Regions from separate parts of the Homo sapiens genome. Here all the other regions are linked to region 5. Evidence: chromatin contacts called from ENCODE Hi-C or POLR2A ChIA-PET data. All regions are on one chromosome and are shown on one strand. The core of a region is the stretch at or near the end of the contact, and the rest is flanking DNA. Distances in the headings are between cores, read along the strand shown.

The links. A loop is a pair of places that touch in the nucleus more often than their neighbours do. ChIA-PET counts read pairs that join two places held with the same protein, here RNA polymerase II (POLR2A). Pooled maps may share reads with other maps.
Region 1: a pooled map shows a loop between it and region 5 (8-fold over the local background). The contact joins the promoter of DOHH here to the promoter of MBD3 in region 5. A Hi-C loop is called at or near these places in 5 of 50 pooled maps. POLR2A ChIA-PET finds 5 or more read pairs at or near these places in 2 of 52 experiments (B cell and H1).
Region 2: a pooled map shows a loop between it and region 5 (12-fold over the local background). The contact joins the promoter of BSG here to the promoter of MBD3 in region 5. A Hi-C loop is called at or near these places in 7 of 50 pooled maps.
Region 3: a loop to region 5 is called in a map with no recorded cell type, with 9 times the contacts of the local background. The contact joins the promoter of TPGS1 here to the promoter of MBD3 in region 5. A Hi-C loop is called at or near these places in 1 of 37 single-sample maps with no recorded cell type and 5 of 50 pooled maps. POLR2A ChIA-PET finds 5 or more read pairs at or near these places in 1 of 52 experiments (activated naive CD4-positive, alpha-beta T cell).
Region 4: a loop to region 5 is called in a pooled map, with 6 times the contacts of the local background. The contact joins the promoter of CDC34 here to the promoter of MBD3 in region 5. A Hi-C loop is called at or near these places in 3 of 50 pooled maps. POLR2A ChIA-PET finds 5 or more read pairs at or near these places in 3 of 52 experiments (H1, activated CD4-positive, alpha-beta T cell and activated CD8-positive, alpha-beta memory T cell).

Annotation. Positions count from the first base shown.
Region 1 is chr19:3,496,744-3,502,286 of GRCh38, reverse strand. It overlaps DOHH (deoxyhypusine hydroxylase), which reads left to right and starts at 1,613. Exons shown (of 5, transcript NM_001145165.2): 1 at 1,613-1,726; 2 at 5,401-5,543. The coding sequence starts at 5,473. It overlaps LOC105372245 (a long non-coding RNA gene), which reads right to left. Exons shown (of 4, transcript XR_936262.3): 2 at 5,244-5,336; 3 at 4,674-4,929; 4 at 1,236-2,352. RefSeq lists an enhancer at 1,502-1,611.
Region 2 is chr19:568,605-574,267 of GRCh38, reverse strand. It overlaps BSG (basigin (Ok blood group)), which reads right to left and starts at 1,672. Exons shown (of 9, transcript NM_001728.4): 1 at 1,567-1,672. The coding sequence starts at 1,633. It overlaps BSG-AS1 (BSG antisense RNA 1), which reads left to right and starts at 2,020. Exons shown (of 3, transcript NR_184018.1): 1 at 2,020-2,159; 2 at 2,672-2,828. RefSeq lists silencers at 1,332-1,511, 1,682-1,901 and enhancers at 2,722-2,771, 2,852-3,424.
Region 3 is chr19:503,222-508,968 of GRCh38, reverse strand. It overlaps TPGS1 (tubulin polyglutamylase complex subunit 1), which reads right to left and starts at 1,472. Exons shown (of 2, transcript NM_033513.3): 1 at 1,125-1,472. The coding sequence starts at 1,462. It overlaps MADCAM1-AS1 (MADCAM1 antisense RNA 1), which reads left to right and starts at 1,080. Exons shown (of 3, transcript XR_936221.4): 1 at 1,080-1,593. MADCAM1 (mucosal vascular addressin cell adhesion molecule 1) reads right to left here. Exons shown (of 5, transcript NM_130760.3): 5 at 3,626-4,224. The coding sequence ends at 4,004. RefSeq lists enhancers at 1,327-1,666, 1,539-2,396 and a silencer at 2,197-2,326.
Region 4 is chr19:529,470-535,091 of GRCh38, reverse strand. It overlaps CDC34 (cell division cycle 34, ubiquitin conjugating enzyme), which reads right to left and starts at 3,332. Exons shown (of 5, transcript NM_004359.2): 1 at 2,984-3,332. The coding sequence starts at 3,160. RefSeq lists enhancers at 1-398, 399-975, 1,958-2,117, 2,188-2,237, 2,635-3,291 and silencers at 2,498-2,667, 3,088-3,827.
Region 5 is chr19:1,591,535-1,597,193 of GRCh38, reverse strand. It overlaps MBD3 (methyl-CpG binding domain protein 3), which reads left to right and starts at 4,329. Exons shown (of 7, transcript NM_001281453.2): 1 at 4,329-4,672. The coding sequence starts at 4,563. UQCR11 (ubiquinol-cytochrome c reductase, complex III subunit XI) reads left to right here. Exons shown (of 3, transcript NM_006830.4): 3 at 1-25. RefSeq lists enhancers at 3,889-3,938, 5,316-5,659 and silencers at 4,189-4,258, 4,329-4,378, 4,539-4,838, 4,979-5,078.

The sequences.
Region 1 (5,543 bases), core at 364-2,863, 1.9 Mb before region 5:
TTTTTAGTAGAGATGGGGTTTCAGCATGTTGGCCATGCTGGTCTTGAACTCCTGACCACAAGTGATCCACCTGCCTTGGCCTCCCAAAGTGCTGGAATTACAGGCGTGAGCTACAATGCCCAGCCATGTTTTTTTATTAATTGCTCATTTTTTTTTTTTTTTTGAGATGGGGTCTTGCTCTGTCACCCAGGCTGGAATCCAGTGGTGTGATTACAGCTCACTGGATCCTTGAACTCCTGGACTCAAGCTATCAAGCCACCTGAGTAGCTGGGCCTACAGGCATGAGCCACCAGGCACAGTTGATTTTTTTTTTTTTTTTTTGGAAATGGAGTCTTGCTCTGTTGCCCAGGCTGGAGTGCAGTGACAGGATCTCAACTCACTGTAACCTGTGTCTCCCAGGCTCAAGCGATTCTCCTGCCTCAGCCACCCAAGTAGCTGGGATTACAGGCTGAGCCACTGCGCCCAGCCAAATTAAAAAAAATTTTTTTTCTGTTGAGACGGGGGCTTACCACATTGCCCAGGCTGGTCTTGGAATCTTGGGCTCAATCGATCATCCTCTCACCCCACAGCCTCCCAAAGTGCCAGGATTACAGGTATGAGCCACCACTCCTGGCAGTCACCCACATTTTAAAAATAAGAGATTGCAAGCAGGGCACAGTAGCTCACGCCTGTAATCCCAGCACTTTGGGAGGCCAAGGCAGGTGGATCACCTGAGGTCAGGAGTTTGAGACCAGCCTGGCCAACATAGTGAAACCCTGTCTCTACTAAAAATACAAAAAGTTAGCTGGTGTGGTGTTGCATGCCTGTAATCCCAGCTACTCGGGAAGCTGAAGCCTTTTTGTATTTTTAGTAGAGATGGGGGTTTCACCATGTTGGCCAGGCTGGTCTCGAACTCCTGACCTCAAGTGATAACACCCACCTCGGCCTCCCAAAGTGTTGGGATTACCGGTGTGAGCCACCGTACCCGGCCTCTTTCAGGTCTTTCTTCAGATGTCACCACCTCAGATTCTGGCCACCCTTCCTGAAACTGCACACCCTATACATACACCGCCCTTGGCTACCGAATTTTTTCTCGTTAGCCTTTTTCACCATCTAATAGGTATTGCATTTACTTATCGTGTTATTTTCTGTCTCTATAACAACACTGGGAGGCGTACGAGGGTAAGGGCTGAAGGCTCTCTTGTCCTCAAGGCCATGTACTATTTATTACATACATGAATGAATGAACGACTGCATTTCTTCCTTTTTTTATTCCTCACCTACTTAAGGTTCGAGCTCCCTGAGCCCATTGGCCAACACCTCTGGAGTCTGACCACGCCTAGAAACACTGCGCATGCTCCGTTGCTAGCCAGCCCAGGCAGGGCGCTGAATCGGCACAAACCAGTCTCACTTCTTGTACCGCAGTGGGGAGGTTGGAGAGAATTTTTTCCCATGAAAGGGCATACGTTGCCCGTCCCCTTCCCCGAAGAACGCACTAGGAATACTGTTCCTGCGTTTGCATGAGCTGTGGCACCAGCACCGACTCAGCCTTCCGGGCCTCCCTCATGCACGGAGCCTCTCACTAGGTCTCACCCGCGGCTGCGTTGGTGCCGTCCGGCACGGTCACGTGGGCGAGAAAATGGCGGCCCCCAGACCGCACTGCGGGCGTCGCGGCAGGTGAAGCGGTGGTGGCAGAGGCGCCTGCGGTTACTGGCCGGGCCGACGGGTCCTGAGTCTCCAGAGCTCGGTGAGGCGTCCCGGAGGCGGCGATCACGGTGTGGGGCCCGGGTCTGGCGGGCGGTGGCACCGGGAGCGCCTCGTTAGGGAATCCGGTCTCAGGGATTCGTTGACTGTGGATGGGGCGGGTTAAGGGGTCTCGAGTCCCGGCGATCTCTTTCCTCTGGGATTTTTTACATGAAAGAGTGCCCACCTCACGTCCTGAAGCTCCTATGTCGTACGGTTGGGTCTCAATGGTCCCCAGTGCCCTGCCAGCTCGCACAGGCCTGCCCTCTGGTTTCTGATGACCCCTCTTTAAAGGTGTCACTCTCCTTTGATGGTCACCTGTGCTTAGGTGGCTACACTGCCCTCGTCAAGCCCAGGCAGCCTTGCTGACGCCACTGTTCACCAGAGAGGGCTGCCAGCATGCCATAGCCAGCCTGTCTTGAGATGAAGCATCCGCCAGGTTCTCAGCCGATCTGGAAAGAGAGGGGTCCCTTCTCCCCTTGGCTGTGTTCTTTTATCCTAAGTCATTCAACAAAGCGTTGGTGGTTTAGAGCCCGACTCTGGAGCCAGACTTCCTGGATTCCTAACTCTTCACGCTGCTCCCAAGCAAGTTCCCAAGCACAGTCCCAAACTGTGCCTCAGTTTCCTCACCTGTAAAATGGGGACAATCTTAGTAACTACCTCACAGGGTAGTGATGTAGATCGAATGAATTAATGAATGTAAAGAGCATGGAGTGCCTGGCGCGTAGCAAATGCTACATAAGTGTCAGCTGCTATTGTCACGGTTGTCGTTTTTATTTTATTTATTTATTTTGAGACAGGGTCTTGCTTTGTAGCTCAGTCTGGAATGCAATGGCACGATCTCGGCTCACTGCAACCTCCGCCTCTCGAGTTCAGGCGATTCTCCTACCTCAGCCTCCCGAGTAGCTGGGATTACAGGCGCCCACCACCACGCCCAGCTAATTTTTGTATTTTTAGTAGAGATGGGGTTTCACCATGTTGGTCAGCTGGTCTCGAACTCCTGAACTCAGATGGTCTGTCCACCTCGGCCTCCCAAAGCGCTGGGATTACAGGCGTGAGCCACCGCGCCCAGCCGGTTATTGTTTTTATTGAGGCCCTACTGCGTGCAGGTCATTGCACTAAGTGCTGGGAATACAACAGTGACCAAGATAGACTCAGTCCCAGCCTTCAGAGTTCTATTCTAATGAGGGATAAGACCAATCACAAGCAACTAAACCAATACTTTCCAATATGATATCTAGGAGTCTTAGGCGCCGTGGAGAAAAATAAAGCTGAATAAGTGAAAAGAGATGGAAGAGTAACATTGTCCATTGTGATCAGGGAAGGCTTCCATGAGGAAGTGATGTTGGAGACCCAGGAAAGCAAGAGGATGAGCACGGGTGTTCCTGGACCAAACTGAGGGTCGGGCTGCTATTTCTCATGGTCCAATAACGAGATGCAGATTAACTGGGGAGGAAGAGAGTTTTTATTTCTGTAACCGGTTACAGGGAGAAGGCCTGGAAAATATCGCCAGACCAACTCAAAATGACAAAGTTTTCCAGAGCTTATATACCCTCTAAGCTCTCCATCTACATGTAACTGAGCATCCATCTAAAGACTTAAAGTGACTAACTTCTTTTAATCTATAACTAAGATCTGAATCCTGAAGACTTTCCTTTGGAACCTCAGTAAATTTACTTAATCTAAATGGGTCCAGGTGCTGGGGTGATCACCCTTATCTCATCTCCAGTGGGTCCAGGTGCTGGGGTGATCATCCTTATCTTGTCTCCTGCTAAATCATGGAGGTTTGGGGAGTTCTTCAGACACCCAGTAAAACTTGTTTCATCCTAAACGGGTCACATTAAGAATTCCTTCGTTATTGGCTGGGTGTGGTGGCTCAAGCCTGTAATTCCAGCAGTTTGGGAGGCTGAGGCGGGTGGATCACCTGAGGTTGGGAGTTCGAGACCAGCCTGACCAACATGGAGAAACCCTGTCTCTACTAAAAATACAAAATTAGCCGGGCATGGTGGTGCATGCCTATAATCCCAGATACTCGGGAGGCTGAGGCAGGAGAATCACTTGAACCCTGGAAGCATAGGTTGTGGTGAGCCGAGATAATGCCACTACACTCCAGCCTGGGCAAAAGAGCGAAACTCTGTCTCAAAAAAAAAAAAATTCCTTCATTATCTTGTCATGCCTTAAGGCCCAGGAAAGGCCTGGGCAAAACTCTTCATGGGCTTTTGTTACATTCCAGCCTTTGTATGAGGGCACTGGCTCTTTTAGCTTTTAATGTTTAACTTAACCACTCAGTCAGTGCTGAAACAGTTATGGAGGCCTGTGTTAGTGAGGCCTGGCCTGCTACGTGGGGACATCTAGGGAAGAATGTTCCTCATGGAGATCACAGCAAATGCAAAGGCCCTAGGGCTGCACTGGGCCTGGCGTGTTGGAGGAACAGCGAGGAGGCCTGTGTGGCTGGAGTGGAGCTAGAGAGGGAAGAGGTGATGGGAGATGGTCATGAAGGGCCTTTGGGACTGTCAAGTAGTTGAGTGAGGAGGCATAGGAGGATTTTAAGCAAGGGAGTGATATGGTCCAGTTTACATATTGAAAGTACTTCTGAATCTGTTATCTAAGCTGTGTAACAAAAATCCCCATAATGGCTGGGGGTAGTGGCTGATGCCTGTAATCCTAATGCTTTGGGAGGCTGAGGCAGGATGATCACTTGAGCTTGGGAGTTGGAGACCAGCCTGGGCAACATAGAAGTGAGACCCCATCTCTACAAATAATAAAAAAAAAATTAGCTGGGCATGCTGGTGTGTGCCTGTAGACACAGCCACTAGGAAGTCTGAGGCAGGAGGATCACTTGAGACTGGGAGTTCGAGGCTACAGTGAGCCGTGATCATGCTGCCGTACTCCAGCCTGGCGACAGAACAAGATCCTGTCTCAAAAACAAACAAAAAAACATACTTGGTTACCTTCAACAACAGTAAACAGTGTCGCACACAGTTGCTCTGGGCCTGGCTTAGCTGGCTGGCTCTGGGTCTGGCCTCTGGTAAGGCCTCAGTGGAGACGCTCTGGGGCTGCATCATCTGAAGGTTCGCTTGGGGCTGGACGAGCTGCTGCCAGCCCACTTCTCTCACATGGCTGTTGGTGGGAGGGCTCAGTTTTTTGCCACGTGGGCCCCTACAAAAGACTGCTTGAGCATCCTCACAACATGGTCACTGGCTTCCCCTAGAGAGAGAACAAGGATGAGACTGTTGTGCTTTTTATGCCCTAACCTTGGAAGTCTTGCTCTGTTCCATCTTCTTGGCATTCACATGGGTCAGCCCTGTTCAGAGTGGGAGAGGACTATATAAAGCCTTGAATATTGGGTGGGGATCGCTATATAAAGCCTTGAATATTGGGTGGGGATCGCTAGGGCCATTTTGGGGGTCAGCTGTCCCTCTGGCTGCTGTGTGGAGAGCAGACAGTGGAGGTCATTTCTGATAGGCCTATAGGCGAGAGGCAGTGCAGAGACTGAGGCCCAGAGAGGGAAAGCAACTTACGGAAGGCTGCACAGCTAGTAGGGAGGTTGGAGCTGAGCTTTCAGCGTAGATGCTCAGGTTGGTCAGTGGGTAGGAATTTGCCCCACCCAGGTCCTAGGAACAGACAACGCACTGGTGAAGGGGGCTTCTAACCTGGGCTCTCATTTTTCTGCCACAGGTTCTTACATCCCCGCGTCCCCAGGTTTAGCCTGAGCAGGGTTGTGGAAGGCCGGGACCCATTGACAGCACGATGGTGACGGAGCAGGAGGTGGATGCCATCGGGCAGACGCTGGTGGACCCCAAGCAGCCCCTGCAGGCCCG
Region 2 (5,663 bases), core at 423-2,922, 1.0 Mb after region 5:
TTTTTTTTTTTTTTAAAGACAGAGTCTCCCTGTTACCCAGGCTGGAGTGCAGTGGCATGATATCAGCTCACTGCAACCTTCACCTCCCAGGTTCAAGCGATTCTCTTGCCTCAGCTTCCTGAGTGGCTGGGATTACAGGCGTGCGCCAACACGCCCAGCTAATTTTTGTATTTTTAGTAGAGATGGGGTTTCACCATGTTGGCCAGGCTGGTCTTGAACTCCTGACCTCAGGTGATCCACCCGCCTCAGCCTCCCAAAGTGCTGGGATTACAGGTGTGAGCCACCACGCCCGGCCTCACTATAAATCTTTAACCCAGAACCAAATGGGGGTCTCAACAAAGGAAGAAATTTTCTATGAAGCAAGAAAGGATGTCATGCTTTTCTCCCGGAAAAACACACCTCAATCCATTTCCCAAATGCGCTCTCCAAACCACGTTTGCCCACCCTCAACACACGGCCCTCCTAAGACAGCACTGGAAACCGAATGCGGGTCAGAGTCGGCTAAAAACGACTTTCTCACTATTTCCTGCGCTGAATCGGGTGGCCAGGGCCCCCTCACTGTGACCTTGGAACCTCGACTTCCCACAGGGCTGTTTCCTCGCCTGTAAAGGAGGAGGGGCGTTCAGAGACCACCTCATTCTGGGTGCTGAATCCAGGCAGAATCAGAGGGAGATTCCGCCTTCCCTTCCACGCAGGGCCCCTCGAGGGAGCCTGCGAGGTCTTAAGAGTCTGGGAGAACACCCGGGGGCAGGTGCACGCCCTAGGCAAGACGCCAGGGCTAAATCCCGTGAAGAACGGTAATCCCTTCCCGATCCGGAGGGCTGACCCACTCAGAGCCTCCATGTGCTCTTGGAGGACAAAAGCCCCTTTTCCAGAAGGGAGCGCCAAGATGATCGCTCCAGGCCGCACGGGCCCTTGCGGGGGCCCCAGAGAGTCTCAGGGGAGGGTCTCTGACCCTAACACTCGCAGGCAGGGTGGACCCGTCTCCAGATTCCACGCCCAGGCCGCTTTCCCCAGGTCCTGCGGAGTCCAGCCCCAGCAGGACGGGTTGGGCAGGCACCAACCAGCCCCTGACCCCTGGCTCCAGGCCAAAGGGGACGCTCACCCAGGCTTTGGGTCTCCCTTCTCCTGGCCGATGGGACCGGCGGGCGGGCCACCTCCAACCGCCTTCGCAGACGCCCTCACCCAGGAAGCAGGTCACCCCCAACCCCAGGTGACCGAAAAGCAAGACGCCCACCTCCCCTGACCAAGACCGGCCTGGCCAGGACCCCCTGGCTCCCGCCTCCAAGCAGGGAGCTTCACGCCCACACACAGAGGCCGGGCTCGAGGCCGGAGCGCCCGGGGGAGCCCGGCAGGCCGCGCCGGGAGGAACCTCTAGTCCCCCCTCAAACCCTGGGACTTCACCCCCAAGCTCCATGCTGGCGCGGGAAGCCCCCGGGGCCGGCCTTTCGCACCCCAGGCCGCCCCGCGCCGAGGCCCCAGGCTCCCGTCGGCTTCGGGTCGGCACCGCGGCCTCCATTCCCGGCCCCTGCAGGACCGCACCCCCGCCCCCTACCCGCTCCTCACCAGCCCCGGAGGCTCCGTGGGTGCCCAGCAGCGCGAATCCCAGCAGCACGAACAGCGCAGCCGCCATGATTCCTATTCCTCGCCGGTCCTACAACCTCCAACCGCTGCCGCCGCCGCCCGCGGCCGCTATAAAAAGCGGCGGAGGCGCGGACCGGGCGCGCGCACGCACGGCGTCATCTCGGGGGCGGGGCGAGCGCCGGGGACGCCGGTCGCCCCGCCTGCGCACGCGCGCACACGCTCGCATGTACGCGCCGGCTCCGGCAGGCTCACGCTACGGAATCCGGGCGGCGGCGCACGTGACCCGGCGTTGCTAGGAAACGGGAGTGGGGCCTGCGGGGACGCGGCTGGAGCCTGCGCATTTCTTCCTTCCTGCTTTCAAAGTTGCAATGAGCGCAGAGCGGTGCGCCCGAGGGGGTTGAAGCGTTGAAAGTGTGTTACCCAGATTTTATCTGAGTTAAACACGGGCCGGCCGCTGTGGCTCACGTCTGTACTCCCAGAGCCTTGGGAGGTCGAGGCGGGAAGATCGCTTGAGCCCGGGAGCTCGAGACCAGACGCGGCAACATGGCGAGACGCACATCTCTGCCTTTAAAAATGTACATATATATATATATATATGAACGTATTAATAAATTAGGTGGGAGGAAGTGACCTCCTCCGCCCAAATAAAAATACTTAAAGGGCACTTGAATCTGGATCTCAGAAAATGAATAATTTCTTAGTATAAACGTCCTGTGCACCATTTGGTTGGGACAAGTAAGTTCCTCTTCAGAAACTCAACTTCCAGGTCTAAAGTTGTCAATCAACCTTACCCCCTTCTTCTTTCCTCGCAGGTGGCGCGTTTACCCTATTTTAAAAAAGTTTTAAGTTTTAGCCAACCGGGATCAGCTTAGATTGTGGGCGTCCAACCCCAGCCAACAGGGAAAGGACAGAGGAACAGAAGCTCCCTTCCTTTGTCCCGTGTGCTCTGGAGATTGCATCCCACGCAGGCAGCCCCCTTCCGTACAAGTAAAGTGGTCTCGCTGAGAAATTTTCTAAGTGCTGGTTTCTCTTTGCGGGACCGACTCGCCGCCCCCAAATATCCCATTTGGATCCCATTCTGTTTCAGGAGAGGCTGGCGGTTACCTTTCTTGGGGAGACGCGTCCGACTGCTTCATTGTGGGGGCCTCAGGAGCGGAGGATCGGGTCCCGCCCGAGGTGACGCGTAAACCCAGACTCTCAGCAACGCGGGTAGGAAGGACCCTTGAAGTTCCGCGGCGACCACGGTGAGAAAAGTCGCTATTGGGGCGACACAGGTGGGGGCGTCTCTTGGAGGTTGAAAGTGTGTGTTGGAAGTTAAACTCGGAGTCGCAATGCAAGAGGACCGCAGACTAAGCCGAACGCGAAGGGCTAACTGGAAAGGGGCAGGAATGTGGCTACACTGGCGGGAAGAGCCCGTGGCGACGGGAGGGGGATGTGCAGAGTGGGTGGCAGGTGCCATCTCTGCAGATCAGGACCGGCGGGAAACTTGTTTACTGAGACTCAGACGGGGAGGCCCAGAGGGTGAGGAAGTCAGGTTGGCCTTGGAAGTAGGAAACGAAGAACGAGGGCGCTGAACGAGCCAAACCTTTGAAGAGGAACTTGTGAATGAATGAGACGCGCCATATCTTTTGTGTGTGTGTGTGTTGGAGTCTCGCTGTGTCACCCAGGCTGGAGTGCAGCGGCGCGATCTCGACTCTCTGCAACCTCCGCCTCCCGGGTTCAAGCGATTCTCCTGCCTCAGCCTCCTGAGTAGCTGGGATTACAGGCGCGCACCACCACGCCCGGCTAATTTTTGTATTTTTAGCAGAGACGCCCCATATCTAAAGAAGGGTGGGATCCTCTAGACCACCTTCCCCCACTCACCCCTCCGCCCCTCCCAACCCACCCCCTCCGCCCCTCCCAACCCACCCCCTCCGCCCCTCCCAACCCACCCCCTCCGCCCCTCCCAACCCACCCCCTCCGCCCCTCCCAACCCACCCCTCCGCCCCCCCCACCCACCCACCCCACCCCTCCGCCCCTCCCCAACCCGCCCCTCCGCCCCTCCCACCCACCCCTCGCCCCTCCGCCCCTCCCCCACCCGCTCCTCCGCCCCTCCATCCCTCCCCTATAGAACCACCTGGACCTTGCCACCCACATCCCCGCTGGACAGCCACTAGAACATGCCCCTTCCTCAGGAAAGCTCCAACGGGAAACAGAACAATGCCAAAGGGATATTCGAAACTTTCGGCCGGGCGCGGTGGCTCACGCCTGTAATTCCAGCACTTTGGGAGGCAGAGGCGGGTGGATCACGAGGCCAGGAGTTCAGGACTGGCAGCCTGGCCACGATGATGAAACCTCGCCTCTACTAAAAATACGAAAATTAGCCGGACGTGGTGGCGGGCGCCTGTAATTCCAGCTACTCAGCTACTCGGGAGGCTGAGGCAGGGAATGTCTTGAACCCGGGAGGTGGAGCTTGCAGTGAGCCGAGATCGCGCCACCGCACTCCAGCCTCGGCAACAAGAGCGAGACTCCGTCTCAAAAAACAAACAAACAAACAAAAACCCACAGAACTTTCCTTTTGCCTCCTGCTCAAAAAGACCTGCCTCAGCCCTTTTCCCCTTTAGGGAAGGACCACCGGGAGGAAGGGATATTGACTTCGTAAATGCCCCCTTTAACCAGTTCAGAGGTTAGAAATCTAAAAGAACTCAAACCACTGTTAGATGACCCTTTTGGATTCGCGGATCAAATTGACCAATTTCTGGGGCCACAGCTGTACGCTTGGGCTGAATTAATGTCTACCCTCAGTACTCTCGTCTCAGGAGAGAGAGAACCATGATTCACAGGCCGCTGTGTTAGTCTGGGAGCGTGAACACCCCCCGGTCAGAACGTCCTTTCAGCGGAGCGTAAATTCCTGGCCCAAGATCCTGGGTGGGATGACAATGTGACCTAAAAAACATGAGCGATCTCGGAGATGGGATAATTACAAGGATTCGGGAATCAGATCTGCAAACCCAAAATACTTCCCGAGCATTTAACGTACAACAGAGGAAACATGAAGGGCCCATGGGGTTTTTTTTGGAGACAGAGTCTCGCTCTGTCGCCCAGGCTGGAGTTCAGTGGCGCGATCTCAGCTCACTCCAACCTCCGCCTCCCGGGTTCAAGCGATTCTCCTGCCTCAGCCTCCCAAGTAGCTGGGATTACAGGCGCCCGCCACCACGCCTGGCTAATTTTTTGTATTTTAGTGGAGACAGGGTTTCACCATGTTGGCCAAGATGGTCTCGATCTCCTGACCTTGTGATCTGCCCACGTCGGCCTCCCAAAGTGCTGGGATTACAGGCGTGAGCCACCGCGCCTGGCCAGGCCCGTGGAATTCTTAAACAGACTTAATAAACAGATAAGAAAATATGCAGCTGCCGGCTCACGCCTGTAATCCCAGCACTTTGGGAGGCTGAGGTGGGCGGATCATGAGGTCAGGAGATCCAGACCATCCTGGCTAACACGGTGAAACCCCATCTCTACTAAAATACAAAAAAATTAGCCGGGCGTGGTGGGGGCGCCTGTAGTCCCAGCTACTCGGGAGCCTGAGGCAGGAGAATGGCCTCAACCCAGGAGGCGGAGCTTGCAGTGAGCCGAGATCGCACCACTGCGCTCCAGCCTGGGCGACAGAGCGAGACTCCGTCTCAAAAAAAAAAGAAAGAAAGAAAAAAGAAAATTGGAAAGACCATCCCATAGAGGAACTTTTTTTTTCTTTTTTGAGATGGAGTCTCACTCTTTTGCCCAGGCTGGAGTGCAGTGGTGCGATCTCGGCTCACTGCAACCTCCACCTGCCAGGTTCAAGCGATTGTCCTGCCTCAGCCTCCTGAGTAGCTGGGACTACAGGCACGCGCCACCACGCCTGGCTAATTTTTGTACTTTTAGTAGAGACGGGGTTTCACCTTGTTGGCCAGGCTGGTCTTGAACTCCTGACCTCAAGTGATCCGCCTGCCTCCACCTCCCAAAGTGATGGGATTACAGGCATGAGCCACCACGCCCAGCCAAGAAAGAGAACTTTTAACTGCTGGGGGCAAAGAAATAAAATACAAAGAAGAAATTTTACAGCT
Region 3 (5,747 bases), core at 223-2,722, 1.1 Mb after region 5:
GGGCCTGCCCTTGCCCGCTCCCCTCCCACCTGGCTCCAGCAAATCATCGGGCGGGGCCTTCAGAGCCACTGGGCCACCGGAGCAAGTCTGCTCCTTGTCCAGGTACCCAACACCCTGCCACCCTTATCTGAGTATGATCTTGGACACCTGTGCACCCTGAACGTGGTAGGGGGGACACTCCCCATCTCTCTTCTCCCCCCGAACTTCTCTGGGACTCTGGCGAGGGCTGCCATGGTGGGCGCTTATGCCCTGGTTATGAGGCTGAAAGGGCACCTTTGCTTGGCATCCTTCCCTGCCTGCTCTTCCCACCCCCTTCCTGGGTTCTCTTGGGCGCACCCCCTTGTAAAATCACCTGCACACACAATGCCTACCTCAGGCTCCGCTTCTGGGGACCCCCCCCCCAACAAAAGACATCAGCCCATCCATCCCCAACGCCAACAGATAGTCCCCAACCACCTTCCCTGGGCTCAGAACTGGCCCCAGCCAGGGGACACCGCGCGTAGGCACCTGCAGCCTCGCATGCTTCAGCCAAATTCCGTGGCTTTCCCGCCTCCCGTGTGCCCCACACTCGGGGTCTAAATTTGCACCTGCTGGGCCTCTTCCCTGCAACCCGCCCGCACATCGCCAGGCTCTTCCAGGAATCCCCACCTGCCCGCTGGGAGCCTGTCCCCTAAGATGGGGGCCCTGGGTGACTGCGCTGCTCTCTGTAAATATTCACGTTCTGGCTGAATGGACGGGGATAACATGAGGCTGCTAAGGAGGCGACTAGGAGGACCTGGCTCGGGGGCTGGCTCTGCGACCTCGGGCCAAGTCCTCTTGAGCTGCACGATTTTGAAAATCATGAACTGCAAGGGGAAACTCAGCACCTGCAAAAAGGCATCACAGAAGGCGAAGCCGGCCAGAAGGACTCGCGCCGCATGCAGCGCGCTGCCTAGCGCCGGACCGAAGCCCGGACCCTCCAGCCCACCTTGTCCGATCCATCCCACCCAAGAAGGCATCGCGCACTACAACTCCCAGCAAGCCCCGGGCCCCTGCGCCGGCGCTGCGGGTAGGGAGCCGCGCGCGGCATGCTGGGAGTTGAAGTCCATCGCTGCCCCACCCGCCCAAGCCGGCCCACTGCGCACCTCTGGGAGTGGTGGGCCAGGCGAAGGTGCCATAGCGCGCGGCCCAGGCGCTGCTGCTGCAGCAGGAGCTGGCCCGGGGGCTCCCCGGCGCCGCCGTTTACAGGCGAGCGCAGGCCCATGTTCTCGAAGTAGTGAGCCAGGAAGGCGATCGGCTCCTCGGGCCGCGCCTCCAGCACCTTCAGCAGGGCCGCACGTAGCATTTCCGTCACGCCGACCTGCCGCAGGAAGTCCTCCTCGCTCTCGGCCGCCCCCGCCGCCCGGGATACCGACTGGCGGCCGCTGTCCGTGAAACCGGCCGGCGGTGGTACCGCTTGCCGCCGCTTCTCCACTGCCGCCATCTTCGCTGAGGGCAGCGGGACCGGAAGCACCGCCATATTCCACTGTGCGCTAGAGCCCCCCCAAGGCGGCCATCTTGATTAAGGGCAGAGGGCACCGGTATCCCGCTGGGAGACTTTGGGAAGTGACAAGGGTACGCTACCACTTTCCTTGTGTCCTTATTGGCACTCTCTCTTCTCCTCCCTCTTTGTGTATATTGATTGGCTCTCCTGGCTTTGGCCTCGGTCCTGAATTTTGCCAGACTCCAAAATGGCTGCCTCGGAAGTGCTTCGTTTCTGGCACAAAGCCGGATTGCTTGCCATTTGGGTAGTGAGCGAGTCCTTCATTAGCATGGTCTCCTAGCAACCAGTCTCCCTGGTTAGCAGAGAAGCCTGACGGAGCATGCGCGGGGCTGGACCTGCCCAGGACTGCTGGACCCAGCCCCGCGCCCGGCCCCCAGACCCTTTTCTCATGTTCATCTCTGAGCCTTGGTGCTGGGGGTCGAGCTCAGCCTGGCCTTCCGCCTAACTCAGTCAACGTCTGAGTGCGTAGCTCACCTCGTGGGAGAAGCCCCCTCCCCAGCTCCGCTGCAGCTGCGCTGAGCCCCTATTGGCGGCCACACGGGCGAGCATCCCGCGCTGTTACCCCCTGACCGCCAGAGGGAGCTTTCTGACACCGCAGCCTCCAGAGCTGTAAACTCTGCCATGGCTCTCCAGGGCCCCCGGGCTGGCACCTCCAGGCCTTCATCGCCTGACCTCGCTTCCGGCCGCCCTCCCGGCCCTCCCAACCCTCCGCAGCCCGCAGCCACCTCAAAACACAAGCAGTCTCCTCCATAAGCCGCCTCTGGGTGTGTTTCCCCAGGCGACCTCTGTGGATCTTCCCTCACTGCTTTCGGGGACTCCTGGTTAAGCTTCTCACCGAGGAAACCACTAAGCCCTCGCGTTTCCCCGCCCCGGGCAGAGCTTGCTGGGTGCCGTCCCCGTCCCTCAGGGGCGTTGCCCCGGGCAGGGGGCAATGAGAGCTGTTTGCCGGGGGACCGTTCCACCATCCTCCCAGCACAGGAATCTCTGGCGGGCAGACCAAATGCCCTTTGTAAAACGTGAAGTAGAGGTTCCTCTTCAAATGAGACTTTCCTCCCCATCTAATTAGGAATAAATAGTAACTTCTCTTAGAAGCAAAATGTATTCAAAGGCCTGTGGTAGGCCGGGCGCGGTGGCTCACGCCTGTCATCCCAGCACTTTGGGAGGCCGAGGCGGGCGGATCACGAGGTCAGGAGATCGAGACCATCCCGGCTAACACGGTGAAACCCCGTCTCTACTAAAAATACAAAAAATTAGCCAGGCGTGGTGGCGGGCGCCTGTAGTCCCAGCTACTCGGGAGGCTGAGGCAGGAGAATGGCGTGAACCCGGGAGGCGGAGCTTGCAAGTGAGCCGAGATCGCGCCACTGCACTCCAGCCTGGGCGACAGAGCGAGACTCTGTCTCAAAAAACAAACAAACAAAAGACCTGTGCTAACATTCTTTGTTAATTAATTGTTAATGTTATATTGAATATATATAATGTAATAAGGAAATCAACATACTTTATGTTCTTAGTGCCCACAATGTAGGCTAAATATCTGCCCTGGCATGCTTATACTGGTCCAAGCAAGCATTAGGTCATAACCTGTTCCTCTTCCTTATTTGAAGGTGTTTTTACCTTTCTTAGCATTCCACAAGCTACTTCTTCCTTCCTTTGTTCTCCTCTGCCTTTGCCTCTTTTTAAAAGTTCCAAGCTGCTAGCCGATCGGGATAAATACAGAATGTGAGGTCCCGTTCCAGCCAATGGAAACCGTCCCGTTCCAGCCAATGGAAACCGGACAGAGCAGTAGGGTGGACGCGTCAGGTTATAAATGACCCTGTCTCCTTTGTTCTGGATACTCTCGTGGCAAAACTGCTGGCCAGTGTACCCTTTCTGCAGAAAGTAAAACAGTGGCCTTGCTGAGGAAATGACATTTATATTCAAGTGCTATTTCTTTACGGCACCGGGGAACAAGCATTTCTAACACTTTCTTCTCCAGCCCCGGACTGTGGGATGAGGGAGATGGAGCCATCAGGGCAGGACCCACAGTCAACCCTCTGCTGTCCGGAGCCCTCAGACCTCTCCTCTCCACGGAGTGGGTGTCAACTGAGAAAACTGACACGTTTGTATCATTTTAGGAGGTTTATTTGCCAAAGCCTCAGGAGGTCCTGACGACAGGGGCCCAGGGTGGTCAGGGCACAGCTTGGTCTTACGCATTTTTAGGGAGACGTGAGACATGAATCAATGTATGTAAAAAGTACGTGGTTCCGTCCAGAAAGGTGGGGACCACTCAGGGAGGGGCTTCAGGTCATGGGTAGGTGAGACAAACAGTGGCCTTCTTTTGAGTTTCTGATGAGCTTCTCCAAAGAGGCAATCAGAACATGCATCCATCTCTGTGAACAGAGGGATGACTTTGAGTAGAATGGGAGGCAGGTTTGCCCTGACCAGTTCTCAACTTGAAGGGGTCCAAGCTATTTTGCTTTCACAGGGGGAAAGGCTGGCCACTCAGGAGGGGCTGATCCCGACCTGGCCGGTCCCCCTTAACCCAGCCCAGGCCGACACCTGGGGCAGAAGCCTCAGAGAAGCTGGTGGGTGGGTGTCGTCCTCAGCCAGGTGCCGGCAGCGTTTCCAGAGGTGATAGGTGGGCAAGGCCAGGAGCAGCAGTCCCAGCACCGCACTGCTGGTCCACAGAGCCGCGGGCAGCTGGTCACCCGCAGGTTTGGACGCTGGGGAGAGAGTGCAGGAGACCCCGGTCAGAGCCCTCCAGGCCTCTGCAGGCTTGGGAAGGGAGGAGCCCCTCAGAGGCTACACGTGCTTCCAAAGTTACCACGTTCCCTGAAATTTCACAAAGGACTTTACCATGACCCTTTTGAAATGCGCATAGCACCTTAGAGTTTAGAAATGGGCAGTCCAGGCCAGGCGGGGTGGCTCACGCCTGAAATCCCAGCACTTCGGGAGGCCAAAGCGGGTGGATCACGAGGTCAGGAGTTCGAGACCAGCCTGACCATGGTGAAACCCTGTGCCTACTAAAAATACAAAGTTAGCTGGACATGGTGGCAGGCGCCTGTAATCCCAGCTACTTGGGAGGCTGAGGCAGGAGAATCACTTGAACCCGGGAGGTGGAGGTTGCAGTAAGCTGAGATCGCACCACTGCACTCCAGCCTGGGTGACAGAATGAGACTCTGTCTCTCAAAAAAAAAAAAAAAAAAAAAAAAGGGCAGACCGGAGAGAGGACGGCTCACCACCATGAAGGGTGCTGAGCCTACAATCTGCACTTTGAAGACTTAGTCTGGGGAAAAGGGAGGAATGTAATATATCTCCTTCATACTATTTTATATTGATTACCTGTTGAAATGATAATGCTTGGGATATATTGGGCTCTGCGAAATGTATGACCACACTTTTTTTTTTTTTTCGAAATGGAATCTTGCTCTGTCCCCCAGGCTGGAGTGCAATGGCGTGATCTTAGCTCACTGCCACTTCCGCCTCCCGGGTTCAAGTGATTCTCCTGCTTCAGCCTCCCGAGTAATCCTCAGCTGGGATTACAGGCACATGCCACCACACCTGGCTAATTTTTGTATTTTTAGTAGAGATGAGGTTTCACCATGTTGGCCAGGCTGGTCTCGAACTCCTGACCTCAGGTGATCCTCCTCCTTGGCCTCCCAAAGTGCTAGGATTATAGGCATGAGCCACCGTGTCTGGCCAACACTTTTTTTTTTGAGACTGAGTCTTGCTCTGTCACCCAGGTGTGATCTCAGCTCACTGCAGCCTCAACCTCCTGGGCTCAAGTGATCCTCCTGCCTCGGCCTCCCAAAGTGCTGGCATTACAGGCATGAGCTACCATGCTTGGCCCGACCACATTATTTTTACTTTTAATTTTTTTTTTTTTTTTGAGACGGAGTCTTGCTGTCTCCCAGGTTGGAGTGCAGTGGCGCGATCTCGGCTCACTGCAGGCTCCGCCTCCCAGGTTCACGCCATTCTCCTGCCTCAGCCTCCCGAGTAGCTGGGACTACAGGCGCCCGCTGCCACGCCCGGCTAATTTTTTGTATTTTTAGTGGAGACGGGGTTTCACCGTGTTAGCCAGGATGGTCTCGATCTCCTGACCTCGTGATCCGCCCGCCTTGGCCTCCCAAAGTGCAGGGATTACAGGCATAAGCCACCGTGCCCGGCCCATTTTTTTTTTTGAGATGGAGTCTCGCTCTGTGCCCCAGGCTGGAGTGCAGTGGCGCGATCTCGGCTCACTGCAAGC
Region 4 (5,622 bases), core at 2,083-4,582, 1.1 Mb after region 5:
GTGATGCCACCCACGGCCCTCCTGGGCCACAGCAGGTAAACAAGGAAGCCTCACTGTTTTCCTGCTGGGCCCCAGTGCCAGACACAGAGGTTGTCTGGGTCAGGGGTCCTGGTGGCACTCAGCACTCCAAGGCACGAGAGCAGCACCCCCAGAGCGATCGTGGTGGAAGCCTGGACAGGGAGGGCACTCAGGGGGTCTTGGATCGTGGGCGAGGTCTGGACAGGGAGGGCACTCAGGGGGTCTTGGATCGTGGGCGAGGTCTGGACAGGGAGGGCACTCGGGGGTCTTGGATCATGGGCGAGGTCTGGACAGGGAGGGCACTCGGGGGTCTTGGATCGTGGGCGAGGTCTGGACAGGGAGGGCACTCGGGGGTCTTGGATCGTGGGCGAGGTCTGGACAGGGAGGGCACTCGGGGGTCTTGGATCGTGGGCGAGGTCTGGACAGGGAGGGCACTCGGGGGTCTTGGATCGTGGGCGAGGTCTGGACAGGGCGGGCACTCGGGGGTCTTGGATCGTGGGCGAGGCCTTGACAGGGAGGGTACTCGGGGGTCTTGGATTGTGGGCGAGGTCTGGACAGGGAGGGCACTCAGGGGGTCTTGGATCGTGGGTGAGGTCTGGACAGGGAGGGCACTCAGGGGGTCTTGGATCGTGGGCGAGGTCTGGACAGGGAGGGTACTCGGGGGTCTTGGATTGTGGGCGAGGCCCCTCCCGGACAGGCAGGGCACTTTGGGGGTCTTGGATCGTGGACGGGCCCCTCCTGGACAGGGAGGGCACGCGGGGTGTCTTGGGGGGTGTCCTCTGTTTGACAGGGAACTCACTGGTGCCCCGTAAGGCAAGTGACTTGGCCGCGGCCACAGAGCAAGGCTGGAACTTCAGTCTCAGAACTGTCCTGCGGTTCCCCAAGACTTCAGGCCCCCCAAGCCTGGTGCTGGGTTTCAGGCGGCAATCCTTGACAACAGCCAAGGCCTCATCTGTACCAAACCCCACCAAGTCCCAATGAGCCTCTTATTTTGGGCACCTCTAAGAATGTCTTTTCCCCGGAGCAAACCCAGGCTCAGAAAAGGAAAGCGCCCTGCCAAGGGCAGACAGCAAGTCGGCTGTGGAGGGCTCTCTCTGGCGGCCCCTGCCCCAGGGCTCACTTTGGCTCCTGAAGGAACAGCAGCTGCAGGCAGTGGCTGGGCAGCAGCGGCCCTGGGCACTCAGCAGGTTCTGTATTTCCACGCTCCCCCAACTCCCTCCCAGGCACAGCGGGAAGGGAGAGTCCTCGTGGGTGGCAGCACCCCCGTCTCAACACTGGCTTCTGAGGACTGACCCTGTGGCAGATGTCTAGAGGCCCCCTCCCTGGGAAATCCGGAAAACCGGATTATCCCCTAATGCTGGCCCAGGAAGCTCTGCCCACAATCCCTGGCAACCGGTCTGGTGGGCACAGCAGCCAGAAACCCCCATCCCCTCCTTCCAGAACAGCAGCCGCCTCACAGGCCTGGCTTCGAGGTGGGGCTGCGGCTCCTCAGCCAGCTGCTCCCCCAAGCAGACAGAAGGGGCTGGCGGAGGAGCTGCTAAAACCATTTGGCAACCTCGAGACCCAAACTCTGTTCCCTGTGTGGGGACGCAGGATTCCAGATGCAGAACCCACGGGCGTCCCACTCTCTGCTCAGGAATCGCCCCCAGCAGACCAGGCTGCTGCCCTCACAGCCGCTGAGCGGGTGCGGTTCAGACACTAATTAGCTCGGAGAGCAGACACATATCGTGCGGGAGGCATCGGTCCCTCGGCCCCACGCCCGCAGCTGGCCGGGGCAGAGCGGGCCGGGCCCTGCAGTGTCGTGTCGTGTCCAGGCTCTTGGCAGGAAGTGACGGTGGGAGGGGGAGATTCCTGGACAGGGTGCTCGTTCCCCACCGCTCACACAGGGCCCCTCGCTTTGTCCCTCTGGCCCCAAGAACGAGGTCCCTGAACGCTAAAAGAAGTCAAAGGTCACGTCTGGATCGTGAGATCAAGAAAACTGCCCTGGTTTTGGCCTGAGTCCTTTTCACATGAGACAGAAACAGCCTCCCCGCTCCCAACAACAACAAAAACATCCAGAAACTGCTTGGAATTAAACCGCCAGAGGGCAGAAGAAACGGCCCAGAACTCGGGGTTTGGGTCCCAAGAAGCCACCTGTTCAGTGGACTCTGAGAAAGGCCAAGACCAGCTGGGATGAGCGAGCCCGGAGCTTCTGAGGTCGGGGTCCGGGACGCGGGCCCGAGCCGGGAGGCCTGGAGAGAGCTGCAGGGAGCAGGTGGGAGGCACGCCCCTACTTCGGCCTTCCCGAGGGCGCAGGTTACATAAAGCAGGGGATGGAGCCCAGGGCGCCTGGCCGGCTGCTACTGGCAAGGGTGGCCGCTTTCCAGGCGGGTCCTGGCTGCCAAGGCTCATCCGGGCCTTTGTTGGAGACTGAGCGAGTGGCCGCGCCAGCCACCCCCAGGCTGGCCTCGCTCCCCCGCTCACGGGCCCAGCTCCCCAACAATAGCAGCTACGGGGTCTGGGGGGGCCTCTTTGTCTCCTCCGGGGAGGGCGGGGAGGGCAGCTGAAAGGCCGGCGCGGCCTGGGCTCCGCTCCCTCTTTCTCGCAGGGGCGGAGGGGGAGGCAGCCGGGGTCCAGCCCCCGCCAAGGAGGAGGTGGGCAAGAGCCCCACGCCCAGATGCTACAGGGAGGGCCCCCGGCCACCCCTCCGGGGGCCAAGAGCCTAACAGGGGACCGGACGATGCCTTGAAGGGAACTGGGGATTTTCGAGGACTGCAGCAGAGGCTGAAGGTCCCCGAGACGGTCCGAGGAGGGGGCCGGGCAGAGCTGGGTGGGGGAACGTGGCCATAGAAGGGAAACGAGCCCAAGCCAGGAGGCTTCGGGGCCCGCCCAGCAACAGCGCTAGGACCGCGGGGCAGGGAGCTGGTTCCCGGCGCCCGAGGTCGCTCGTGGGCTCCGGGACCCGGGCGGGGGTCGCCGCGCTCACCTTGAAGTAGCCGCCCTCGTAGTAGGTGTTGGGGGGCCCGAAGATGGCCACCTCCCAGTTGTATAGATCGCCCTCGTCCACCAGTGTCACGCGGAATCCCTCGACCGGCTCTTCCTGCAGCCCCTTGAGCTCCAGCAGCAGCGCCTTCTGCGAGCTGGGCACTAGCGGCCGAGCCATGGCGGCGGCGGAGGGGCCCGGGGTCGGAGCAGCGCGGGGCCGCGCGACCACCGCGAGTTCGCGAGACGGGCCGGGCCGCGCACCGTCCGGGGGGGAGCCACCGGGGCCGCCGCCTGCCTCCTCCTCTGCGCCGCCGCCGCCGCCCGGGGACCCCGAGCGCTCCAGCAGCTCTGGCGCCGCCGCCCCACCGGCGCTTGCCTTGGCCGGGCCCGCGCGCCCCGCCCCCCGCTGCGCCTGCGCGCACCGCCTGGCCCCGACTGCGCCTGCGCTCCGCGGCCAGGTCCGACTTGCGCCTGCGCGCCCGGCCGCAGGGGACGCCGGGAGGTGGAGTCCCGGCCCCGGTCCCGCCTACGGCGCCGAGCGCCTCCGCCGGGAGGGAGGGTTCGAGCGCGCAGCCCCGGGCTCTTCCGATCCCCGAGGCCGCCGCCGTCGCCCCCTGCTCGACCAGCACCGCGGACGCTGTGCGCAAGGAGGCGGGCAGGGCTGCTCTGCGCCGTCACCGGCCCGGTCCCCCGGCTTTGGGGTTGTTTTGTGACGTGCCGGCGCGGGGCGGGGCCGCGGGCGGTGAACGGGGCGCGGCGCGGGGTCCTGACCGGGACCGGAGGGGCAGGGCCGGTCCATCCGGCGCGACCCCGCGTCCCCGTCTCCGTTTCCCCGTCTGTGCAGGGGACGGGCGCGAAGTCTGTCCTAGGGTCGCGCTGGCCACGCGGAAGGGAGGAAGGGGCGGGAGCGAGGCGGGATCCGCAGACCTGGCTTCCAGGCGCGGCGCTGCCTCGGTTCCCCCGACAGCGGGAGCTCTGAGAAGTGGGCGAGGTCGGGGAGGGCTCTGAGGGGTGGGAGGGGCGAGGGCTTCCCTGGTCCCCGTTGAAGTCACCATGTGGTGTGAGGCGAGTGCAGGCGCTGGAGCCATCAGAGGTTGGCAAGGTGCTCCTGCCCCCCAGAGAAACTGGGAAAGAGGCCTACGCCGGCCAGCATCGGCTCAGCACCTGACCCGGGAGAGGCGCCAGCCCCACGGAGCCCCCACCCCAAGCTGAGCCCGAGCCTGGCTGTGCCCTCCTCCCAGCCTGACCTTTGTCCTACCCGAGTCTTTTTTTTTTTTTTTTTTTTAAATGAGACAGAGTCTCGTTCTGTGGCCCAGGCTGGAGTGCAGTGGCACAATCTCACTGCAACCTCCGCCTCCCGGGTTCAAGCTAGTGTCCGCCTCAGCCTCCCGAGTAGCTGAGATTACAGGTGCCCGCCACCACGTCCGGCTAATTTTGTATTTTAAGTAGAGATGGGGTTTCACCATGTTGGCCAGGCTGGTCTCGAACCCCTGACCTCAAGTGTGTTGTTAGGTTTTGAAAGGAAGGGGAGGATGCAGTTTGGACTAATAAAGGGATCCGTCTGCGTCGGCCTCCCAAATGCTGGGATTATAGGCATGAGCCACCGCGCCCAGCCCACCTGAGTCTTGACCCCAGCTGATTCCGGGCATCACTGTGACCCCACCTGACTTCTGACCTGGCTCAGTGGCTGCCCAGACACCCACATGCTCCTTGCTGTGAAGCTTGGTCGGGAGAACTGGCCGTGGTGAGGACGGGGCAGCCCAGCCTCCCCTGAGTCGTGCCCGTGACGGGTGGCCCTGCCCTCGGACTGTGCCAGTGGCATTGTTGCTATGCCCTGGGTACACACAGCTGCATCAACATACAGGCCGGGCACGGTGGCTCACGCCTGTGATCCCAACACTTTGGGGGGCCGAGGCGGGCGGATCACAATGTCAGGAGATCGAGACCATTGTGGCTAATATGGTGAAACCCCGTCTCTACTAAAAATACAAAAAATTATCTGGGCGTGGTGGCGGGCGCCCGTAGTCCCAGCTACTCGGGAGGCTGAGGCAGGAGAATGGCGTGAGCCCGGGAGGCGGAGCTTGCAGTGAGTCTAGATAGCGCCACTGCGCTCCAGCCTGGGCGACAGAGACTCCGTCTCAAAAAAAAAAAAAACCAAAAACAAAAACCAGTCTGGGACCAGGGCCACTCTGTCCCGCAGGTGCCCCAACACCTGGCCCCGGCTTCATGAGTCTGGTCCCCGGAAGAGGACCAGCAGGCAAACCTGTCTGGGGAAAGGAAAACAGCATCAGGAGTGGAGAGGGAGGGAGGGATCCAAGAAAGAGCTCTGGGCCGAGCGGTCACTTCCAGAGCTGTCCAGGGCCGAGGCCGAGGCGTCCTCACCCGTAAGGGCCTCTGGGCCTCCTCCCTCAGGCCCCTCTGCCCGGCACCCTGGGGGCCTGGAGTAAAAGGAGGGTCTCGGGACTAGTGGGGCCTTCTGGCTGTGGCCCCTTCACCAAGGTTCCCAGGGTTTTGTGAGCCTCAGTCTCTTCCGTGCCACAGGTCGTGGATATATTGCCAGCATCATGGAGCCGGCAGGCAGCAGCTCATGGGTAAATTAATGCTAATTAGAATTAACCACGATTCCTTCTCTAAGGGCTC
Region 5 (5,659 bases), core at 3,080-5,579:
AAAATGAACAGGTATAAAAAGAGAATATGGTACAAAGTCACACTCCCTGATACAGCTGCCCAGTTTTTTCCAGCTCTTGCCAATCTCTGAGCCGACATTGCACCACTGCACTCTAGCTTGGGCAACAGAGTGAGACTCAAAAAAAAAAAAAAATCCTAGACATACTGTCTGCATACATAAGTGTGTTGATGGAAATAGCTATTATATCAGTCTGCTAGGGCTGCCATAACAAAATACCACAGATTTTGCATGGCTCAACCAACAGAAATTTATTTTACTTATTCTTTTTTAAAAGACAGTCTTGCTCTATCGCCCAGGCTGGAGTGCCGTGGCACGCTCTTGGCTCACTGCAACCTCCGCCTCCTGGGTTCAAGCGATTCTCCTGCCTCAGCCTCCCAAAGTGCTGGGATTAACAGCTGTGAGCCACTGCACCAAGCCTATTTATTTATTTATTTTTGGAGATGGAATCTTACTGTGTCACCCAGGTTGGAGTGCAGTGGCATGATCTTGGCTCACTGCAACCTCTGCCTTCAGGGTTCAAGCGATTCTTCTGCCTCAGCCTCCCGAGTAGCTGGGATTACAGGTGCCTGCCACCACGCCCTGCTAATTTTTGTATTTTTAGTAGAGATGGGGTTTTGCCATGTTGGCCAGGCTAGTCTTGAAATGACCTCAGGTGATCTGCCCACCTCAGCCTCCCAAAGTGCTGGGATTACAGGCGGGAGCCACTGTGCCCGGCCAGATTTTGTTCTGATTTTTAAAAAAACATTGGCCAGGGGTCTGTGCGTGGTGGCTCACGCACCACTGCACTCCAGTCTGGGTGACAGAGCCAGACTCTGTCTCAAAAAATATATAAAAATTTAAAAAAAAAAATTGTCTGCAGGCTAAGTGTAGTGGCCCACACCTGTAATCCCAGTACTTTGGGAGGCCACAGTGAGAGGATTGCTGGAGCCCAGAAGTTTGAGGCTGTGGTGAGCCGTGATTGTGCCACTGCACTCCAGACTGGGTGGCAGAGTGAGACCCTGTCTCAAAAAAGAAATTGTGTGACTTGAGCCCTGAATCTGTAGGTTACCAGACCCCAGTAGCAGTGAGCTTCCCCTGCCTATTTCTGTATCTGCTGTCCTGGTACTTAAGTCCCGAAAGGGAAGGCAGAGACTTCAGCATGGTGGCACTGAGGCCCTCGCCAGCCCAGGAGGTGACAGGAGCCAGACTGGCGGATGGGGTCCTGTGTTTGTTGCCACAGTGAGTCACTGGACTCCACTGTAAAGAGGAGCAGTCTCGTGGTCCCATCAGCCATTTATTCAGTCATTTATTTCTACCAGCATCCACTCGAGGACATTTTTTCTTTTTCCTTTTTTTTTTTTTTGAGACAGAGTCTCGATCTGTCGCCCAGGCTGGAGTGCAGTGGCGCGATCTCAGCTCACTGCAACCTCTGCCTCCCAGGTTCAAGCGATTCTCCTGCCTCAGCCTCCCGAGTAGCTGGGACTACAGGCGCCCGCCACCAAGCCCAGCTAATTTTTTGTATTTTTTAGTAGACACGGGGTTTCACCGTGTTAGCCAGGATGGTCTCTATCTCCTGACCTCATGATCCACCCGCCTTGGCCTCCCAAAGTGCTGGGATTACAGGCATGAGCCACCACACCCGGCCTTGATGACATTTTTTCTACAGACTATAAATCCTTTATAAACTTTAATTTTGTTGCTCAAGTTGTCCTCTCTGTTTGGCCATCGTGACCCCTTCCAAATGGGCTCCTGTGTGCACATGATATGTCCCGGGTCACTTTTTTTGTTATTGAGGTGAAATTCACATAACATAAAATTAACCATTTTCAGGTGTGCAATGCAGTGCTTTAATACATTCACACTGGTATGCAGCCACTGCGCCCAGCCTGGAATTGGCCATTTTAAAGACTATTTTATTGACTTACTTATTTTAGACAAGGTCTCGCTCTACCACCCAGGCTGGAGTGCATTGTCACAATCATAGCCCAATTTTAAAAATAATCTTGGCCGGGCGCGGTGGCTCACGCCTATAATCCCAGGACTCTGGGAGGCCAAGGCAGGCGGATCACCTGAGGTCGGGAGTTTGAGACCAGCCTGACCAACATGGAGAAACCCCGTCTCCACTAAAAATACAAAATTAGCCGGGCATGGTGGCGGGTGCCACCATAATAATCATCTCCCTTGCATGGGGGCAGGCCTTGCACTGGCTGCCCTAGTCAAGTAATCCCAGCTACTTGGAAGGCTGAGGCAGGAGAATCGCTTGAACTCGGGAGGCGGAGGCTGCAGTGAGCCGAGATCGCGCCGCTGCACTCCAGCCTGAGCAACAAGAGCGAAACTCCGTCTCAAAAAAAACACAAATAATTAAATTAAAAAAATAATAATAATCTCCCAGCCGGGCGTGGTGGCTGGCGCCTGTGATCCCAGCACTTTGGGAGGCTGAGGCAGGCACATTGCTTGAGCTCAGGAGGTTACAGTGAGCCAAGATCACGCCACTGCACTCCAGCCTAGGCAACAAAGTGAAACCCTGTCTCAAAACATAATTATCATCTCCCTTGCATGGGGGCAGGCCTTGCTCTGGCTGCCCTAGTCAGGTACCACGGCTGGTTCTGGGGTGTAACTGCCTGGCTTTGAGTCCACAGCATAGACTTTCCTGTCTCCTTGGGAGCACTGATTCTTCCATGGCAGCCCAATGCCATGGGGCCTCGGTCTCAGGCCAGTAACCAGCTCCTGAGCTTCTCGGGAGACAGAGCTGGCTGTCTCACACCTCACCTCACCTCACGACGAGGTGGGGTGAGCGGGGCATCCGACCATCATCCACCCATCCATCCTGATTTATTCAGTGCTTCTGTGGTCAGCACAACATCCCGAAAATGTGCCCGTTCCGTCGGCCGCTGTGGCTCACACCTGGAACCCCAGCACTTAGGGAGGCCGAGGTGGGCGGATCACTTGAGGTCAGGAGTTCGAAACCAGCTGGCCAACAAGGTCAAATCCCATCTCTTCTAAAAATTCAAAAAAATTAGCCGGGCATGGTGGTGGGCGCCTGTAGTCCCAGCTACTTGGGAGGCTGAGGCAGGAGAATTACTTGAACCCGGGAGGTGGAGGTTGCAGTGAGCCGAGATCACGCCATTGCACTCGAGCCTGGGCAACAGAGCAAGACTCTGTCTCCATCAGTCAGTCAATCAATCAATAAATGAATGTGCCTGTCCTACTCCCTGGAACCTGCAGCTAAAGGGACTTTGAAAATGGGACGAGATCTTCAGATGGGAAAGCATCCCAGATCGGGTGGACCCAATGTCAACAAAAGAGTCCTTAGAACCAGGACAGTTTCTCCAGCTGGAGGCAGGGGAGCACAGCAGCTAGACTCAGTCCTTGAACACCTGTGCAGGCCCGCCCAGCCCTAGCCTTGGGAGCGACGCTGTCAGGGGGAACTGATGGGGGGCAGCCCACCCGTTTCCATTTCAGGATCCCTCTGGCTGGCTGGGGAAGGGGTTAAGGGGAGACAACAGGGGGTGGGCGATTCCGCAGGAAGGTCCTGGAACTCTCCCGGCCAGAGATGGTGGCTGGACTAAGGTGCAGGGGGTGGTCGGGGAGCTGGGGGGGGGTGCTCAGATTCCTGGATTTTGAGGGTTCAAAAAGCAGCTGGACGGGGCGCAGTGGCTCACGCCTGTAATCCCAGCGCTTTGGGAGGCCGAAGTGGGCTGATCACCTGAAGTAAGGAGTTCGAGTCCAGCCTGGCCAACATGGTGAAATCCCGTCTCTACTAAAACTACAAAAATTAGCCGTCCGTGGAACCAGCTACTTGGGAGGCTGAGGCATAACAACTTGAACCCGGGAGGCGGAGGCTACAGTGAGCCAAGATCGCGCCTCTGCACTCCAGCCTGGGTGACAGAGACCCCGTCTCAAAAAAAAAAAAGCTACTGGAGGGAACTTGGGGGCGTGGAAGGGGTGGTCACGGGGGAAGTCCCCCAGATTTGGACGCTCGTAAAAAGCTCGGAAGCTGGGAGACCAGGAGGGCGGGGAAGTCGAGGTCCAGTCACTGGGCCAGAGTCCCCAAGACTTGGGCTGGAGAAAGGTCGGAGGAAAGGACCCCACTAGTCCGAAAGCATGTCCCCGCGCACGCGCACCAGGCGGCCGGCAGAGACAGGGCACAGTAAAAGGAGCCGCGCGGACTCCGGGCACAGCTGCTGGGCACTGGCAGCTCGCAAGGCACAGCGCGCAGGCGCGCACGCCACTTAAGGCCCCGCCCCCTCCCAGCGCGCTGATTGGCGGGGCCGTAGAGGGGCGGGGGCATGGCGCCGCGGCTGCGCAGCGCGGGGCCCCGCGCGGGCGGGTGGGCGGAGCGGGCCCCCCGAGCGGGGGCTGGCGAGCGCGGGGAGGGGGCCGAAAGGGCGGCAAAGCCGGCGCGCGCCCGGCTGGGGGCGGAGGGCGGGGGCCCGCGGGCCGGAACAGCCGCGGCAAGTGGCGGCGGCGGCAGCGGCAGCGGAGGCAGCTGAGGCGGCGGCGGCGAGTGGGGGTCCGGGCGGCGGCGGCGGGCCCGGCGGCGGGCCGAGGAGCCGGGCGCAATGGAGCGGAAGAGGTGGGAGTGCCCGGCGCTCCCGCAGGGCTGGGAGAGGGAAGAAGTGCCCAGAAGGTCGGGGCTGTCGGCCGGCCACAGGGATGTCTTTTACTATAGGTGAATGAGCGCGCCGGCCGCGCAGGGCCTCAACGGGCTCCTCCCAGCGGCCTCTGCGGCGGCCTCGGCGCCCCTGCCCCGGGCCGCGGCCTGGGCCCCGCGCGTGCGTCGTGCGTGCGTGCGTGCGTCTTGCGTGCGTGTGCGCCCGGCGCGCGGAGGCCCAGTGCGCGTGCGCCGCTTGTTGGGCCGCATGGCTTTCGGCCGGCCGTTCAGGGACTGGCTGCCGGACGGCGACTGCGGCCTTTGTTCGTGCGCGCTGGGCCAGGGGCGCCTGGCGGCGGCCAGATGCTACCGGGGGGCAGGGGTGGAGGGTGGGCTGTCCCTTTGGTTCCCGTGAGACGCAGGGGGTGCCTTCTTGGGGCGCTCCTGGGGTGGCGCGGAGCCCGAGGGGGTGGCCAGCCGGGATTTCGGGGAGCAGGGCTCATGGGCGGATCGGGGAGGGCGTGCGTGAAAATACGGGTTCTTGGGCTCGCCCCAGTCCTGGGAATAAGCGCCTCAGGGTGACTGGTCTCCCACGCAGCGTTGCTTTTTTTAAAGGTATTCCCCTTGACTCCTTCCGAGGCCTCTGGTCCTCTTGGGTCGTGGCCCCCTCAGGGTGGAGACCTGAGGCTTTCGACTTTCCGAGCCCACCTAACGGTAGTCTTTGCGTGGATGTTACTGGTGGTGGAAGGCTTTCAGAGACCCCCCCGTCCCCAAATTGGAACAAGGCGCTGCTCTGAAAGGTCGCAGGGAACCCCCTCCGTGGAACAAAGACTTAGTCGCCTGCTGCAGCCAAGTCCCAGACAGTCGGCCACCTGCTGTTTGTCCTCTTTTTTTTTTTTTTCCTGGCTCGGGAAAGATGCTTTTGATTCTGGGCCAGCTTTGATTGCGCCCTCCCCTTGGTTCAGTGTCCCGTGGCGCCTTCAGGTCCCCCAGGAGGGGAAAGCGGAGGACGCCTGCCATGTGCCGAGCACCTGGGTAAAGGGGGGTGTGCGGCTGGTCCCCCTT